Linked DNA regions of Homo sapiens: region 2 is linked to region 1. The links are chromatin loops, found by intact Hi-C in ENCODE. Cell type or tissue: heart left ventricle. All regions are shown on one strand. Each heading gives the region's core, and the rest is flanking DNA. Links, peaks and the distances in the headings are about the cores only.

What was found. Peaks named below come from ENCODE experiments on the same cell type or tissue, not always from the same donor. Only the 100,000 strongest peaks of a DNase experiment are listed, where the experiment ranks them.
Region 2: it touches region 1 in a loop (1.9-fold over the local background); 5 of 110 quality-filtered maps call a loop at or near these places.

What each region holds. Positions count from the first base shown.
Region 1 is chr6:21,909,479-21,919,431 of GRCh38, reverse strand. It overlaps CASC15 (cancer susceptibility 15), which reads right to left. Exons shown (of 12, transcript NR_015410.2): 5 at 9,829-9,953. Among named protein-coding and RNA genes, the nearest start is that of NBAT1, 230 kb to the left of the region's middle. RefSeq lists an enhancer at 5,176-5,225. In heart left ventricle, for the core only: no CTCF peak of the experiment used is centred there; a DNase peak (open chromatin) is centred at 5,141; H3K4me3 peaks cover 294 bases.
Region 2 is chr6:21,740,747-21,750,699 of GRCh38, reverse strand. All of the region lies in intron 2 of CASC15 (cancer susceptibility 15), which reads right to left. Among named protein-coding and RNA genes, the nearest start is that of CASC15, 79 kb to the right of the region's middle. RefSeq lists enhancers at 8,203-9,126, 9,127-9,953. In heart left ventricle, for the core only: no CTCF peak of the experiment used is centred there; no DNase peak of the experiment used is centred there.

The sequences.
Region 1 (9,953 bases), core at 1,404-9,403:
CCACGCCCGGCTAATTTTGTATTTTTAGTAGAGAAAGGGTTTCTCCATGTTGGTCAGACTGGTCTCGAACTCCCGACCTCAGGTGATCCACCCACCTCAGCCTCCCAAAGTGCTGGGATTACAGGCATAAGCCTCCACGCCCAGCCAATCATATGTATTTTTCAATTAATGCTCTCTGAATCCTGCGTGTGATGCCATCATAAATCCCTGACAAAAGGGACCCCTATGCTGTAATGCCCCTGCCCACAGAGTGAGGACTAAAGTCACCTGCCCATCGGAACCCAAAAATCCTGTTCTGGATCATGTGCCAGGTGCTCGGGCCCCAGAGTTCCTTATCCCAACAGCCCATGCTCATTTATAAGGCCTGTGCAGATGTTCCCTCCACACACTCCCCCAAGATAGACAATCCTCAATATAGAATCCCGAGGCCCACAGGGTGAAGGGTGGGTCCAGCAGACATACAGACCACGCTGTCCACAAGCATGACGACTAGATTCCTGCTCCCACCCACACTACCTGGTCAGGCATGGAAGTTGGCTAAGAATCTGAAAACTCAAAATTCAAACCTGCCCTTCAAGATGGTTATAAAGGTGTATTTGTCAGAACAGAAAAATTTCCAAACATGTTTTGACACTTTTTTGTTTGATTTGTAACTTTTAAATATTTACATACAGAGTATGTGGTCCTGCATTCACATTCTAGCCCCGGGCACCACAAATGTTAGGGGCAAGACTGCCCATCAGAGAAACTGAGGCTCAGGGCAGCTGACCTGCCTGAGGGCACAGGGCTAGGAGCTGGAAGAGCTAGAACCCAAACCCAGTTCTTCATAATCCAAGCATCGGTACCTAGGGCGAACCCCTCCCTCACTTCAACCACTTCAGAGCACTTTTGTGCGTGCTTCCCCACCGTGATTACAGAAATCCTGGAGGATCCCAAGAGTTGAGGCCATGGGGCCAGGAACAGCCCGTCCTCTCTCCTTGCAACCTGTGTTTTCTCCTCAATACCACGGCAGCCAAATGTGATCCTAGGTGATCCTAAGCCCAGATGGTCGCTGTGCAAGTGCACACCTGTACATCCCTGTAGTGTGGAGACAATCTATGCTAGAAGTAAACAAGCAGCGGCACATGCCTCAGGAACCGCACAAGACGAAGCCTGAGGCTTCTGAACACACATCTTTTTACAACTCTAAACCCAGAAGTGCATTAGTGTTCTTGCAAAACAGGCTGTGCGGCAGTTTTAAAAGCCCAGCTATAATACCTTCATAAGACCTGTACTTACAGGGACCCTTTCATCCAGGAAATTCAAAGTACTTTACAAGCTCAGAGCCATTCATCTAAACACTCCAGGGAAGTATGCAGGTGGCCTAGGTTAGACTCATTGACGAAGAAACTGAGGCAGCCTGACAGCCTTAAGTAGCAGTCTTTAAAATGGTCTTTGCTTTTTGAAAATGAGTAGCTTTAAACATGTACAAAAAACATGCCACTGATAGAGGAGAAAAAAGGGATTTCCACTATTTTTGTAGGCATTAAATTGAATTTAACAAAATTAAATACTATAGTCATAGAAATCTATGCCTTGGTGTAGTTTTTATCCAAACGAGCCATGAAAATTTATGCTCAATCCACTACAAATGGCTCGTTAAATTTGAGCTACTATCGCCTTTCAAAATGCAAATTCCATAATCACAAATTTTAAGACAGAAATTTCAATTTTTTCCCCTCAAATGGAATCAGGCTTTTACACCTTTAGCCAGAAAGCACTTAGCAAAGGTGATTAGCATATTCTCTCTGGACTAGATGGAATCAATATCAAGCCAGGGAGATTAGCTTCATTTGATTTTTAGTGGGAGGTAAATGGCCCCAGGGAAGCATGTCTGAGAGGAGTGGAGGAAGAGTCCTTTCATAAATCAGGGAAGTTAAGAGTTCAGGAAGAACAGAACATAAAAAGTAGCCATTTTTGTTACCTTAATGTAATCCAAACAATGTTTGGACTGAATACAAATATTTGAAAGTTATGTTCATAGAAATAACCAACATTCAGTGAGTTATCATTTTGTTCTAACCACTGTACTTCCTGCTTATAAATAACCCATTTTATAGGCCAAAAAAAAAAAAAAACAGCCTCAGAAAAATTAACAGATCCAGTCTCAAAACAGTTTACCATGGAGTTAGAAAAATATTCACTCATTTATTCCATAAGGCAACTACATCGAATCTGAAATATGAAAATATATATAAATTTCTCCCAGGGAGTTCATAATCTAGTAGAGAAATACGCAGGTAAAACAATTTTCCAAAAGGCATGTTCAGGGCACCATGGCAATGCAGTGACAGCTGAATTAACTGAGGGTCTAGGGCGGGTAATATGAAGGATTTTGCAGAAAGGATGTCCATTTCAACAGGCAGATCAAAGGAGAAAGGAACTCTAGACTGATTACAATGGCTTATGTGAATGCATGAACACATAAGAGAACCTAATCTAGGTCTCTGGGGTCATCTGGCATGGCTAGAGAGAATGAGGATGCATAAGAAGAGGTACTAAAAGGTAATCCTGGGCTGGATAAGTGTGCACAGGTAGGAAATTAGATGTTAAGAATTAATTATTCGGCCAGCGCAGTGGCTCACACCTGTAATCCCAGCACTTTGGGAGGCTGAGGCAGGTGGATCACCTGAGGTTGGGAGTTCAAGACAACCCTGACCAAAATGGAGAAAACCCGTCTCTACTAAAAATACAAAATTAGCCAGGTGTAGTGGCACATGCTTGTAATCTCAGCTACTCGGGAGGCTGAGGCAGGAGAATCACTTGAACTCAGGAGGCAGAGGTTGTGGTGAGCCGAGATCATGCTATTGCACTCCAGCCTGGGCAACAAGAGCGAAACTCCATCGCAAAAAAAAAAAAAAAAAAAAAAAAAAGAATTAATTAATTACTTCTGCAATTGGGTATGTCTTATCTTCCCAACAAGCTATGTCTCCTTGATGGGAAAAAATCTCCCCTTGGATTCTAGCAGAACAGTTTATGCCTAAAATGGTTTAATCTAAACCACTGATTGCTATTACTTCTTTGTCACCATCATCAGAGCTAGCACTTAGACAACGGCTACAGGCATCACTATTAGCTCTTTATGTATAATAACCTATTTAAAGCTTACAAGAGCCCAATGAGGCAAACTGTATTGCCAGCACCATTCTACAGAGGAGCTGAGGCACAGGAATATGCCTAGAACACTCATCTGCTAACTCACACTGTCTGGAATTTATGTCCCAAAACACATACAAAACTGAAGTGCAAGATTATGTTACTAGGAATTTTCTGCCTCCTTAATTGTCAGTTCTCTTCCTCCCATCCCACACACCCCCCATCAACATAAGCAAATGTCATGGACTTGCCAGGAGATGACTAATAAGCTCATCAACACTGCTTCTCAGCCATCACATAGTATCTGCCACTTTCCTCCTCTCCTGCTCGGTCCCATCCAGTGGTATCTGCCAGTGAGAACCAGTGTCAAAAGTGCTAATGGCCAAGATACTGATTTAGCTGCTGAGCTCCCAGTGATGTCACTTCCCAAGGCTGCACAAGCCACTTTCTCTTCTACTGCCAACCCTGTCCCTGATGTAGTTACTGATGCCACTTAACATACTCAATGTGGCACACAGATTTTGGTAAATCAGTCATCTTGAGATTTTGCTTTCACTTTTAACACAGCCCATTCTCCCTAGGTTTCCAACATGATTCTGTTCGACTGGAAAGTAATCCAAGTGATTGGCAGCATGCTTCCCTTGGAATCCTCTTTCTGTCTATTAACACATTTTTCAACTTTGGTTTACATAAACATCCCTCTATTCGATTGTGAGCTCCTTTGGGCAAGCCTTAAAGAGGTACATAAACTTTCATAAACTCAAATTGCTAGTAGGCATTCAGCTTGTTGAATGAATGAGTTGAGTATTAACTTTCTAACTCCACTGTAAGCTCTTTGAGACTGTACAAGCTCCTATTCACTTTTCTGTTTCTCAGTTTCTTGTTTGTAAAATGAAATCATAAGAGCACGAGCTTCAAAGCGTTGCTGCGAAGATCTGTAAAGCAGTTAAAATGGTACATAGCATACAATAAGCATCTAATAAATGTCTGGTACACAGCATACAATAAGCATCTAATAAATGTCACTATCCATATCTATATACTTAACAGCTACTTACTGTTTTGTATAAGATGTGAACAAAAGTTCTCTGAAAAGGAATTTGGAGAAAAGAGACTTTATTTCAGTGAACAGTCTGCAAACTGGAGAAATACGCTTTGGTGTAAAAGGAAGGTGCATTCCAGAGAACAACAAGAGGGTTTGGATTTTACAGCAAATGTTCCCACCCAAGTTTCCAATCGAGTCTGTTAATTCAAAGATCTGAAACTTGTTTAGTTCCTATTGATTGACACAAGTGAGTTCTGTTGATTGGTTGATACAGCTGAGCCCTGATTGGTCAATACAGCTGAGCTTTGATTGGTTGGTTCAGGTGAGTTCTCAACGTCCCAAAGTTAAAAAGATGTGGGGGTTTCCAGGGTTTGGGGGAACTCAGAGTATGTGTGGGGCCTCAAGTCAGCAAATGGCTGCTTGACTCTATGTTAAATCTAAGCCCACTTAGCCACTTGGGATCCATCTTGAAAAATTGGCTTTTTCAGGTTCTCATCTGTTGACAGACATAAGCAATGTCTATTTGTGCTTTAGATATTTCTTATCCAATTCAACTGTCTTCCTATAGAATGAGGACTTTCCCAGAGGTACTTCAGACAATCATGAAAACAAACTGTTGGAGACCAAAACACCAGACCTCCAGACGTGTCCAGACAGATCTGAATTCAAGAGTATGAGTGAGCAAAGATAAGGCCAAAGGCATAAAACCAGGTAAAACCAAAGGCACGTTTTCCACATGAACTTAAAACTATCAACTGAAAAAGAAAAGAAATGCCTATGGCCATGGATCGGCTATGCTTCTGGGTGGCAATACACAGCATACAACTGACCCAAGTGCCATTCCTACCTACCTAATAAATGGCTGTCAAGAATTATGGCAGTGTGCTGCTCTGTATTTTGGTGGACACACCAACATAAATCCAACTAATATCAGACTGTGTGACCTCACCCTTGGACGCGAGCCAGAGGTTTCACTTGAGATCTCGGAAGTTATCAGATCTGGAAAGTGTTTCAGTTGCTTTCTCTTTTAGCCCATTTTAAGCAAAACAAAAGGCAGCACGGACCCAAAGAGGCAAGAAGGTAAAACCAGAAATTGTCTATACTCCATTACCCCAAATTACCTGATGATGAATAAATATTCATTGTTCCGTGGTTTCAATAGAAAGTAAACACCTATTTAAAAAGACCTGATCTTCGTCATGCCTTTAATCTCTTCCTTTTCGCTTATATCAGAGAGAGAATATTCATGCTTCCTGACCGAAAGATATGCTTCTAATACAACCTCAAACAAACCCTGACCCAAACCCTGATTCAGTGTTCTTTTTTTTTTTTTTTTTTTTTTTTTAATTGAGACAGAGTCACTCTGTTGCCCAGGCTGGAGTGCAGTGGCTCGATCTCGGCTCACCAGTCTCTGCCTCCCAGGTTCAAGCGATTCTCCTGCCTCAGCCTCCCACGTAGCTGGGGTTACAGGCATGTGCCACCACACTCGACTAATTTTTGTATTCTTAGTAGAGACAGGGTTTTGCCATGTCAGCCAGGCTGGTCTCAAACTCTTGACCTCAGGTGATCCGTCCACCTCAGCCTCCCAAAATGCAAGGATTACAGGCATGAACCATTGCACCCGGCCACTATATTCTTTTTCTTTCACTCCTTGGTCAGTCCACTATAACCCCTTAACCAGGACTCAGCCCGGTACATACCACTGCACTCCTCCCAGTATACCTTAGTGGAAAAGCTGAAATTGCACTGACGTTAGAGGTGCTGTCCTGATATTTGTTGGCTGAATGATCTCAGATGAATTTCTTCACCTCTCCAGGCCTCAGTTTCTACATCTATAAAAGGAAGCTGATCTCTGCAGCCTCCTTACCACCCAAATTCTCACAGGGTCATTAGCCCATAGGTTTCCAGGTGTGCAGTGAAACACAAAATGCTGAGAAGCCACACCCCACTCTTAGCATATGGATGAAGAAGCTCTGAGGAAGCACATGTGTTGGAGGGTAGGGGAGGCCGTCAGGGTAAAAAATACCAAGACAACTGAATATGGGAGAAAAACACTTCTCTTGTCCCAACTGAAATTGAAAACTGTGAGTGTGCACAAGCACGAAGAATAGCTGTCAGGGAGCCCGGTGCTGTGAAGAAAACCTGAAATCATCCCTCTCTACCAGTACAGAGTATCTTTGTATCCTTGTATCTGCTGCAACTGGAAATGGAGAATTAGGCAGATGGAGTGTTTTTAAGGGATTGGACAATTTATTAGGTGCTATAAAACATAGGCAATCAATAAATAATATTTCAATTGATTTCAACATCATTCCACTGGTTCTCTTTAGGAAATTTCAAGCTGATGCCACAATGTTCCACTCTGCTCTCTGCTGCACATTTAGTGAATTCCCATGTGTCGATACACAAATTTAGAAGCTCAGAACAGCGGAGGCCACCAATATGACCGCATAGCATTGAAGAATTTAATCAGTTAATGTTTCAGGATCTACCCATCAAACATTGACAGCTCACAATCAATGTAAGAAGTTACTTTGTAAAATGGACTTTTTTTTCTCCCTTGAATTTGAGCCCTAGAAGTCTGTAATGCTTGACTTTCCTGGAAAACTTCCAGATTCACACTTCACTTTCAACTTTGTGGATTGAGCTTCGTCTCTTAAAGACAATAGTGAATGGTTTTGTACTGGCTGTTAAGTCTGCTTTTAAGAATAGTTTAGGTATTCTTTGCAAAGAGGCTTCTGTTATTTCCATCGTGTTATTTTATTTTCAATTTTTCCTTTTTCCCTTCCATTTGAAATCCCCCCTCGGTGGTGTGCCTAAGTGCTCAGGTAATATACATACAAATGCTTCAACAGACAGATGGGTAAGTACCATCTCATGGTGCCCATACTTCTTAGTGAAAAAAGTATCCAAAACAGAGTGCAGTAATTCCATCCCCTCAAGTGCTATAATAATCCCTGCAGATGGCAGTTCTGCAACTGAAACTGCAGCACAATGGATATATAAATTAGGGCTACCAATAATGCTTGACAATACAATGAAGTAAGTATTCCAATATTCCCATTTCTAATACACACATTACATAAAACCAGAAAAATTACTTTTAAGACAAGCAGCGAAATAAAACTTTCTAAAACGTTTTGCAAAATCAGTGCTACATTCTCATCTTTTTCCATACGCAATTTTCATGTAACTGAGTGTATACTCCAAATAGAAAATTTTCTTAAGCTGTAGACCTCATCAGCTTTGTAGGTTAGTCTCTGTGAGCACAGGATACCTGAAAGCTGGTTAATGAATAATATTTCAGAAATCTTTACTAACATGCTAATCACAATTGGATAGCTCTCATTTAATTATTTAAAAAAGAAAAGAAAACCTAAGTATTATTATTATCCTCATCTTCTAGCTGAGGAAATTAAAGCTGAAAGAGGTTAAATAATTTACCTAAGGTCACATTGCTAGTGGTGACAGAACTGGGATTTAAACCTGGGAATTCGGCTCCCAAGCACTTAGCTACTATACAATATTACCCTGGTAGTTAGTACTAGAGTCCTTAGTTTCACAGGGGTAAGGGAGGAGACTCATATATTTGCCTTAGAAAACATCTTATTAAAATGCCAGACTAAAACACACCCAGTCCAGTGAGATTTGCCTACAGAAATACCTACAGGACCTAAACTTATAGATTCCTTTGCCTATGCTTTTGCTCCAGAAGCAAGGCCAGGGCCCCTGTGAATTACGGGGATCAGTGGGAGCCCATGGCTGTCTACCTACTTGTTCACCTGCTTTTAGTTATCTGGAGACATTGTGCCTCCTGAACTGTACACATATGAAAAAATGTCAAGGTCATCAATATTTACCTCTTATGAACCCAAAGGTCCCATTAAAAAGGTATCAGTTATTTGTGGGAATGTTTTAGTCACCTGACATGATGGGAGAGGAGGAAGAGCTTGGAACTATTAACATTTTATTGTAATCTCTAATATGAGAAGTCTACTGCCACCACCAAAGTCAAAGCTGAAATTAATATTTGTAACATAAAAATATCATGGGTGCTACTCAGTTTTCATGAATCTAATGTTATCAACAATGACAAGTCAGAAGACCCCATCACATTAGGCGCAACAGGAAAGCTCTGAACAGCATGCAATTCCAAAGTGATGATGATACACTAAATGTCAGATACAGCCTTCAGATTCTTGTTCTTTTTTTACTTTTATGAAGTATGAAATTCTTGTTCTTTGTTACTTTTTTTAAGTATGAACACAGGCTAGTCGTTTTGTGTACACTCCACCCCACCCTAAAAATATTGCTGTATTTATCATTACACTTCTTTTTTTTTTTGAGAGTGTCCCACTTTGTCACCCAGACTGGAGTGCAATCTCGGCTCACTGCAGCCTCAACCTCCCAAGCTCAAGTGATCCTCCCACCTCCCACCTCACCCTACAGAGAAGCTGGAATCACAGGCATGCGTCACCACATCCAACTAATTTTTGTATTATTTGCAGAGACAAGGTCTCGCTATGCTGCGCAGGCTGGTCTCAAACTCCTGGGCTCAAGTGATCCACCTGCCTCAGCATCCCAGAGTGCTGGGATTACAGGTGTGAGTCACCACCGCACCCAGCCAACACTCCTAATTCTTTTTTTTTTTTTTTTTTTTGAGACAGAGTCTTGCTCTGTCACCCAGGCTGGAGTGCGGTGGTGCGATCTCAGCTCACTGCAACCTCTGCCTCCTGGGTTCAAGTGATTCTCCTGCTTCAGCCTTCCGAGTAGCTGGTACTACAAGTGTGCGCCACCACGCCCAGCTAATTTTTGCCTTTTTGGCAAAGACAGGGTTTCACCATGTTGGCCAGGATGGTCTCGATCTCTTGACCTCCTGATCCACCCGCCTTGGCCATCCAAAACGCTGGGATTACAGGCATGAGCCACTGCCCCCAGCCAACTCCCAATTCTTGATAATTCTTTAACCTTGTAAAAAGAAACTGAGTTCTACAAATAAGCCACGAAGTTTCTCTGATGTCTTGATATAAGAATATCAAGAGCAGAAAGCATGGAAGAAAGATGTATAAAATTTAGCAGGGTGTCTGCATGATGAAACCAGGATTGACATACTAACGTTTTTAATGAAAATCTCCACCGGGTGTGGTGGCTCATGTTTGCCAGGCGTGGCGTCTCATGCCTGTAATCCCAGCACTTCGGGAGGCTGAGGCGGGTGGATCATCTGAAGTCAGGAGTCCGAGACCAGCCAGGCCAACATGGTAAAACCCCATCTCTAGTAAAAATACAAAAATTAGCCGGGTATGGTGGCGGGCGCCTATAATCCCAGCTACTCAGGAGGCTGAGGCAGGAGAATTGGTTGAACCCGGGGGGTGGGGCGGCGGAGGTTGCAGTGAGCCAAGATCATGCCACTGCACTCCAGCCCAGGTAATAAGAGCAAAATTCCATCTCAAACAACAACAACAACAACAACAACAACCACCACCACAGGAAAACTCTGAAGACTCTCCTGCTTGCAATTAAGAGGTATATCCAGAAATTATCAAAAGTTGTATTCTTCCAGTTGAAATCTTCTCAGTTTCATCTTCCTGTTTTGATTACTGGTCCCTTGAAAAGGGGCCTGTGGTATTACAAATTATCCCATTACTCACTCGTCTCAGGTAATTCTGCTGGAAAGGGAAGGAAGTAAATCTTGGAGTCCTGCACTTCCATCCGTTAATCATATACATGCACGCCCTCAAAAGCAGTAAATCACTGTCTTTCACTGTATTGCCAT
Region 2 (9,953 bases), core at 863-8,862, 170 kb after region 1:
GAAGAAAGAATCAGAACTCTATAGGTTAAATCCTATTATAACCAATTTCATATGACAGTTTCTATTCTCTCCTGAGGGATTTTGAGTGGAATTCAGGTTATGCCAAACGTTGCTTGAAAAGATTGAAGTATTTAAAGAATATTAAGAGACACAATGTGTTAGTAACAATCACAATCACAATTTTTATTTTGAAAGACAAATTATACCTGTAAAGGGGGAACAGACTGCATGGTCTACATCACTATTGAATATGGGAAGACTGAAGCTCCAAGATGCTTGAAATAACCAACTTGTGTATTCATCAAATGCCTTGTATATTTTGTCAAACCATTAAAAACTAAAATCATTACTGCTGGTCTCAGAGGTTATGTCTATCAAACAACTGGTTCCACTATTTGAATATAAATTTATAATCAATATCAGTCATCCTATCAATGCTAGAACAGAATAAATGTTCTTTACGGGTTGCAAAAACTTATTATTATAGTCACTACTAGAAAACGGGTGAATTTGTGATGCCCTACGATGTATTTGTCCATTCTATTAGCAGCATCATGTTTTGATGATGTACCAGTTAATATGTCTTCCTTTGGGACTCCAAAATCATTAAGGTTTATGTATTCATAATCTGAGAGGCCTAAGTGAATAGGCTTGAGGGCCCCAGGAGCACTTAAAAGCTAGTTGGGAAGAAAAGTGCCTGCCCAAATAGCTTTTGCAGAGCAACAGACCGTAAATCTCCTTTGTGAGCTCAGATAAGCTTGGACTGAAGAGGACTCTCATAAACTCCTGCTTATCCAAACTGCAATATCTGCCTCTGTGAGTTTCTAGCCCTGACCCCTGACAGCCCCTTCCATTTAACCTGTTCTTTCAGTGTGACTGTGTATAACAAGGGTTGTGCAGGAATGCCGCATGCCCTACAATATTTATTTCAATCCAAAATTCTCTTAACCAAGCTTGGGGGCTGCAGGTTTTGTACCACAGTGTCTGAAACAGAAGAGAAAAAAGAAGAGGGCCTCAAATTTCGAGGTATAACAGTATGTACCTCGTAACTATAGTTTACAAGAGCAGCCAAACGTATTATACTAAGAACCTTAATTTAGAAAAATCCAGTAGCCCACAAAGGCTGAAAGATTTAAAAAAAAAATTGGAGTCAATCACAAAAATAACCAATGTAATTTTTTCTAAAAAAAAAAAATACTAACCTCTGAACCATGTATTGTTTTCTGTTTAATAAAAGAAAAATATTTTCTGGTTTTCTAATATAAAAGGCCAACTTCAAAGGAGCTTTATAAGTACCATAAGGTAGTATTGTCACCCAGGCAATTTCAAAAGGTCTTTCAAACCACCCTCAGATAACTAATCTGTTACTTGGCAACTCTTATGAGAAAACATCTTTAAAGAGTCCATAAACAATCATTATCTTTAAACAGCATCCCAAAAACTAAAATCCCTGGATAACATAGATTTTTCATTTTTACCTCTCTCAGACTCTATCTCACAACTCCTTCTCTAATTTAAAAATAATAATAATTTAAAAGCTAATGAGAAGAAGTCCTACAACAGATTCTGTAAAAATGCACCTTGCAAAAATGGGTGTCAAATAAAATCTATCTTTGAATTTAGAGAAAAGACAGAGAGGCAATAAAAGGATACAAGTTTAAATGAGGAAAAATCTTTACATCATCATTTACTTTTCCATTTTAATTAAACTTGAATTCCAAATGATGCTGAGTTTATTAACAAGATAATTCTTTATAAGTCACTACTGAGCAGGTTCCATAAGAATTTTATGGTCTGTCAATATCAAATGGTAAAGAGTAATCTAAGAATTTAGTGAGTCAATAAAATAAAAGGCATTCACAGTACACCCACACGTAACCTGAGAACTCCCTTGAGGACTAGGGGGGTGGTTTCAAGTGACTTTCAACATCACCAATTAAAGCAACAGCTTCGGCATTAAATATGCCATTTGCACCTCAATCTACTTCATCTCCCTCTCCAACCAACAGACAGCTCCCTGAATACAGTTGCACAAGTGCCCACTATGTATCTTGAGAGATGAAATTAGAATTTTTATGGCTGGGAAGTATTTACAGATCACATAAATACTTACACAGATCAGAGAAGTGAAATAAATTTTGAATCACCAAAATATACTACTTTCCGGGGTGCTCTGTTTACCCCAACTAAGCTCTATTTACTACAGTGCTATTTTTTAAGGCCTTCAGGAGTTCCAGGCTCATACCTTTACTAAAACACAGTGTAAGGATTCCAGATTTCCAGTGTCCTAAAATCAGTGTCCTCTTTAGGTTAAGTGTAAATGAGTGAGTATGTGTGGGTGGGGAGAAAAGGGTTGAGAAGATGTTGAAGAGGAGACAGAGTATCTTGAAAGGAAATTCCTCTTAACCCAACATGAGATTTTTGGAAATTCAGGACAGTTCAGGGTAACATGAAGTATCACTTAAGTAAGAAGGTGCATGAAGACACTTACGTTAGAATTCTCTATATTCTTGAATAAATTATAAGATGGCAGAAATCTAACAATCTGAGAATTATAATCCAATTTTCAGCATTGCAATGCTGGGTCATGTTTTACTTTTTCTAGCAATATCTTATTTTAATTCAATATTTACAAGAAAGGAAAGTTAAGTAGCATAACTCAAAATTCTGATGTTATACTGGAAAACATTTCTGTCAAATAGGAAAATAGCTCTACACATGGCTGTTTCTCCTCTGAAATTACATTGATGTCGACCTCTCCTCTTCTATAGAGGAACTTTACCACCACGGAAGGCCAGGATTACATTCAGTGAATACGTGAATAATTCCCACTGCATTAGCGTTAATGCAACTGCCACAATCATTTACACTAACACCCTTTTACACAACTACTATGACTTCTGCTAACAACTCAGCTGTTACGTCTACATTTTTTACAAGATAATAATATATGTGGTAAAGCCACCAAGGGCCGTGGCAGAAACACCAAATGTAGAGGGCCTTGAGGGTTGAATAAGCCCATTGTCTGTTTTCAAACAAGAGGGCTGTATTCATGTTGAAACCAGAGTATAAAAAGTAGATTAGAACAAAGCCTTAAAATCAGAAACAAATCAAAAGTAGCTGAAAACCCACTCACATGTTTTAAACTACAATTTCTATGCTTGGCATTGTTTGTATATTTCCATTACAAAATAAACGTGAAGATGATAGAAATTTATGAGGGCAGCACGTTCATAGAAGAGGTACTTTTTTTCTTTTTTCAATTTATCTTGAATATTTAAAATGGCTTTTGGGGGAGAAGAATATCCTTACCATTTTAAAAACATATAAAGTGAGCTGGAGATTTGTCAACTTATTAAGGACTTGATTTTATGCTTCAGTCAAAGATATGTTACACTAGAGAAATAATATTATTTTATACTTATGCTCTCTGTACAGTTTATTAATAAGCAGTTTCATGTAAATTACCTTAATCCTTATAACAACCCTGTGAGGTAAGTATGGTTGGTCCATAGGTGGATTAAAACCCTGCGTCTCAGTGTAGAAGATATTTGTCATGTTTTCCCCCTGGTTAGCACCTTTTGAACACCCTTGATGTAGCTGGATAATTTTCAGCTAATAAGTCCCACTTTCCAATTAAAGAACTCAGAAAACTTCGTTCTCCAGTCTCCTTTGCAGCTAGGGTGACTTCAGTACCACCAATCAGATTCACCCTTGAACAACTTGGATTCACATGCGGGCAACTTGCAGGAGGAAGCGACATACCGGTATGGATTTGACATGGTTTTATTACAGGTAAGGATGGCAATCATGGTATCCAGCTTAGGGGGCCAGTGATGGTTGCAAGGCTGCCTTCTCAGAGCAGGCAGATTTCCTGGCAGCATTAGAAACCACAGCAACCGGTCGGGTGCGATGCCTCATGCCCGTAATGCTAGCACTTTGGGAGGCTGAGGAGGGCAGATCACTTGAGGTCAGGAGTTCAAGACTAGCCTGGCCAACATGGTGAAACCCTGCCTCCACTAAAAACACAAAAAATTGGCCAGGCGCGGTGGTCACACCTGTAATCCCAGCACTTTGGGAGGCCGAGGCGGGCGGATCACGAGGTCAGGAGATTGAGACCATCCTAGCTAACACGGTGAAACCCCATCTCTACTAAAAATACAAAAAATTAGCCGGGCGTGGTGGCAGGCACCTGTAGTCCCAGCTACTCGGGAGGCTGAGGCAGGAGAATGGTGTGAACCTGGGAGGAGGAGCTTGCAGTGAGCCGAGATCCATGCCACTGCACTCCAGCCTGGGCGACAGAGCGAGACTCCGTCTCAAAAAAAAAAAAAAAAAAAATACAAAAAATTAGCTGGGCGTAGTGGTGGGCACCTGTAATCCCAACTACTCCGGAGGCTGAGGCAGGAGAATCACTTGAACCTGGGAGGCAGAGGTTGCAGTGAGCCGAGATAGCGCCACTGTACTCCAGCCTAGGTGACAGAGCAAGACTCCAACTTAAAAAAAAAAAAAAAAAAAAGAAAGAAAGAAAGAAACCACAGCATTCAGGGCTCAAGGGGGCAGCACAGGTGGTGACGGTTTCCTCTTTAGGCCAGTTCTTTGCCATGGTTTTGGAAACTGTTTCCGAAACGTTTAGCTATGTGCCTAGTTCTTCAGCCTTCCCAAGGCGACCACAAGCTTCTCAATATCCTCTCAATAAATTCCATTTCTGCTTAACCAGAGTCCGTTTCTGTCGCTTACAATTAGGGACCCTGATTCAAACATTTACTGAGGTTGTCGCACAATATTCATTCTCTTTGGGAAGTCTTCTCTGGCCAAGCAACCTTTAGCCTAAGTCCAAAGGGATGCATAAGACTCAACCAAGCCAAGGTTGAGGTGTTGAGGTGGGGAAAGGGGAATGGTATTGTAGGCAGAGGGCCAGGCAGTGCAAAGGCCCTGTGGTGGAAAAGATGAACCACTGGTCTTGAGCATAGTGAATGGCATGGGGGAGAACTTAATGAAATGAGGCAAACAGGTGAGCAGAGGCCGGTGTACAAGGGCATGGTCACACATGTTTCACCTCTAGGCCTGCATGTCAGAAAAGAAAATTTCTCTATTAAGCCAAAATAAAAGTAGACATAAGCAACACACATTTGAAATTTTACCCTGAGAAGTTTCAGAGTAAGAAAGACCAATACCCCAACTACCAGGTACGGTTCCAAACACGTAAAAATAGTGATAATGTTGATAATGTTTCCCCTACATGCTTTTTTTTTTTTTTTTTTTGAGATAGGGTCTCACTGTATTGCTCAGGCTGGAGTGCAGTGGTGGGATCTCAGCTCATTGCAACCTCTACCTCCTGGGCTCAAGCAACGCTCCCACCTCAGCCTCCCTAGTAGCTGGGACTACAGGCACACACCACCACACCTGGCTAATTTTATATCCTTTCTTATACACACAGAAACATTCCCATGTTCTTCAAGTATTCAAGTAATAGCCCAGCCGTAAAAGCTTATCAAACAGCACAATGGATCTGGACTGAGGAAACCTGTGTCTGAGCACTTAAGCAAAACTTACTAAATCCATAATCTTAGAAAAATTACATGCATTATCTGGGCAGGTTGCCCAAATCAATAAGATACAGAAGTATCTGCTGCCCTCCATACCTCATGGAATTTTAAGGCTCACATAAGCCAAGAGATGTGCAAGATCTATATATTAGGTATTATTAGTAAGGAGTAATTGTGATGACAATAATAGCTATTAGGAAATGTCACTGGGCATGGTGGCTCATACCTGTAATCCCAGCATTTTGGGAGGCCAAGGCAGGAGGATCCATTGATCCTGGGAGTTCAAGACCAGCCTGGGCAACATAGAGAGACCCTGTCTCTACAAAAAATAAAAACTAAAAAATTAGCCAGGCATGGTGATACACGTCTGTGGTGTTAGCTACTCAGAGGCTGAGGCTGGAGGATCGCTTGAGCCCAGGAGGCAGAGGTTGCAATGAGCCATGACCGTGCCACTGCAGTCCAGCCTGGGTGACAGGGTGAGGCCTTGTCTCAAAAAAAAATTAAAAAAATTAAAAAATTTGACCAAATGCAAAGTACTTTGGGATGGTTTATCTTTTCAGTTCTAAACTATTTAGTGGAAATTTCTATGTGGAATTTTTGGCTGCCATGGTTTTGACCTCAAACAAACTCACAATCTAGAAGACATAAACAAGTATACTGCAGCATTATAAATGGTAACAGATAAACCACCATTTTCAGAACAACACATACTTTGTCTTACTCATCTTTGTATCTCTAGTATCTAGGTGGCAGTACCTTAAAGATAGTAAGCAAGATATTGTCTTTGCCTGCATCTAGTTAAGTCATTCCCCAATTTGAATGTTAAAGATAATGAAACAAATCACAAAGTGAATGCTTAGAAACCAATCTAGTTGCTGGGCGCGGTGGCTCACGCCTATAATGCCAGGAGGGAGGCCGGGGCGGGTGGATCACGAGGAGTTCAAGATCAGCCTGGCCAACATGGTGAAACCCCATCTCTACTAAAAACTACAAAAAGTAGCTGGGTGTGGTGGCCCGCGCCTGTGGTTCCAGCTACTCGGGAGGCTGAGGCAGAAGAATCGCTTGAACCCGGGAGGTGGAGGTTGCAGTGAGCCGTGATCGTGTCACTGCACTCCATCCTGGGCGACAGGGCGAGGCTCTGTCTCAAAAAAAAAAAGGAACCAATCTAGTTTGGCCAACTATGCAGCCAAATCCATGATAACCAAGTTTGAAAGGTTTCATTTAATCTTCAGCATATTTCACCACAGAACAGTATAGAGATGGTGGATTTATTATAAAAATATTTGGCCCCTGGCCAGGCACAGTGGCTCATGCCTGTAATCCCAGCACTTTGGGAGACAGAGGCGGGCGGATCACGAGGTCAGGTGATCGTGACCATCCCAGCTAACAGGGTAAAACCCCATCTCTACTAAAAATACAAAAAATTAGCCTGGCGTGGTGGCACACGCCTGTAATCCCAGCTACTCCAGAGGCTGAGGCAGGTGAATTGCTTGAACTTGGGAGGCGGAGGTTGCAGTGAAAGGAGATCGCGCCACTGCACTTCAGCCTGGGCTACAGAGTGAGACTCCGTCTCAAAAAATAAAAATAATAAATATATATATTTGGCCGGGCTCAGTGGCTCACGCCTGTAATTCCACCACTTTGGGAAGCTGAGGCAGGCAGCGGATCACCTGCGGTCAGGAGTTTGAGACCAGCCTGGCCAACATGGTGAAACCTCGTCTCTACTAAAAATACAAAAATCAGCCGGGTGTGGTGCTGTGCGCCTGTAATTCCAGCTACTCGGGAGGCTGAGGCAGGAGGCAGGAGAATCGCTTGAACGTGGGAGGCTGAGGAGATCTCGGTGAGCCGAGATTGCACCATTGCACTCTAGCCTGGGTGGGCAACAAGAGTGAAACTCCATCTCAAAAAAAAAAAAAAAAGAAAGAAAGAAAGAAGAAAGAAACTGCTTATTTTGCCCTCTGTGTCTTCACTAATAGACATGGACTACATTACAAACCCCAACAGCAACAACCCAGATTCACCAGCCTTAGAAGGAAACATCAGAGATATGCCAACATCCCTACTGCGCATGAATACCCACTGCATTCAGAAAAAAAAAAGTAGCAACTTACATGGCATTCCACAGCCCACCTCAGAAGCACATCCCAATTTTTCACAACTCTCGCAGTCAGACTGTGAGGAAAGCAATTTTGAGTGGAAGTCAGAGGTGGACATGGGTTTCCAGATAGCAAAAGAGTCTGTAAGTTAAAAGAGAATGTTCAGTCACAGCTTGAAAGTAGAAGTAAAAGGGACTATTAAGAAATGACAGCAAAACTAAGACTTACTGTCAAGAAAGAGAAGCAATTCCAAGAACTGTTTAATCCATTAAACTGATGCCCAACTATCCAAGTATATTCAGAACTTAATTTGATCGTGCCCTGATCTGCCTTTACATTTTAATTAAGATTAGCTGAGCATGTAAATTAGTTTTGAGCATAATATCCTAGGGTGAACAAAACTAAAAAGAACGGAAATAAGTCCATCCGAGAAGGAAATGCGGGGAAAGGCAATCCTTGGGGATCCTTTGATCCTCAAGGTGAGGGCACCAGACAGATGACGAAGGTGGTAGCATTAAGAACTCAGCTGGAAGCACTTTTCCATTTAGGTTCTTCCTTGGAAGGGTGCCCATTCATGACAAAGACAAGGAAATGCAGTAAGTGTGAGTAGAACTTAATATAAACAGTGAGCTCTTTCTCAATTCTAAACTGCAGGCCTCCTAAATCCACATCCTGGTATAACGCCTTTAAAAAATGAAAAACCTAGCGATACAGTCTTAGCTCATACTTAACTTGTTATCTAGGATATTCCTGTGTTACATTTTTGCCTTACTTACATAAAGCCTGTCATTCAACACTTTATAATCTTTTAATTCATTTTCTTCTCCGTTTACTCTGTCCTTCACTTTTCCTTGTATATTGTATTTACGTAAATGTATGTATGTATAAAATTGCCGTATGTATATACATACAGTCTAAAACTAAATCTTATTCTACTGATCTAAAGTTAACTAAAAAGATTAAGTAACAGATCTGCAAACTACTGAACTGAAATTTTTTTATGACTTCCGTGTCTAAACTTTCACAATTACAATTGTTTTCAAACTTTAAATATCCTTAATTTTCCAGGATTTCCTCCAAAATCATTGTTTCCTGCCATCAATATAGTTTTAAGTTTCATAAAACATCCATGTAACAGGCTTTTTTATCTGCTAATCAACATCATCCATAGGCCATTTGTTTCTAAAGATAACTTCAGTTAAAACTGATCTTATTCATCAGTTTAGGTGGCAGAACTCAGACATGATGCTCAGAGCCCAAGCTCTGCAATCTGCACAGAAATGATTTTATACCCATACAATTGCTTCCTGCCAGAGGACTACGGGAGTGCAGCCTTGGGAATTTAAATGACCGATTTACCCAGGGAAAGAAAGCTTATTTTTAGTAAGTGGGAAAAAAAAAATGTTGATTTAATTTATTTTACTGCCTGTGAATCTCCTTTGGAAAAGGAGAAGCAGAGTTTGATTAATTAGATTAGCAAATGCAGTAAGTTGTTTATTCACTTGGGTGAATCAATGTTTCCCTGAATTTAGTTTAGCTTTATTTTATGCTTTCAAACCCATCCAGTAGGTAAGATGGTGAAAGCCAAAAGCCTTTCTCTCCCACAGCTCCTTGGAATATCTTTTCACATGTTAATTTGATCTTTTTGTGATCGGAGGCAGATGTATTTCACAGCGCCTCCCTCTCCCCTCCCCACTCCACCCCAGCATATGGGTAACACACATATAGATGATAGAAAATTATAGATGATAGAAAATTGACTACAGGGATCTATTTCCATTTTTTATGCCTCCTCGTTTTTAGTATTTTTCCTTTCCTGCTGACTTTCATTGTAAATTATATTTCTACCCAGTATTAAAATTCAAAAGGAAATAAAGAGCTTTCTCTGCCGTTAATGACAGCGTATTTTAAGATGATTAGGAAATAATTATTAGAACAAATTGCTTTATTTAAAAAAAAACAGTTGCTAAATTTCTCAAATGTTTGCTAGTTTTTCTTTCTTCATTCTCTTAATGACCTGTCTTTCTAAGGAAGTTCCCTTCATGTGACTTGCTACACAAAATCATTCCTGATTCATTTGTTACTGAGATTTACCGGAGTACAGCTGTTCAAACAAAGTACTTGCCTGCGAAAGCCTGGGAAGATTGGGGATGATAATCAAATTAAAATTCCAGCTCTACATTCTTTTATCAGAGTGCAGACAATTGTGATATATTTAAAATGTATTAAAATAAAAAGGGCAGAGCTCTGCTGCATCATAGACTACATTTTTCCGTTAATGACCTGGAGGACACATTAAGAAGGAGAAAAA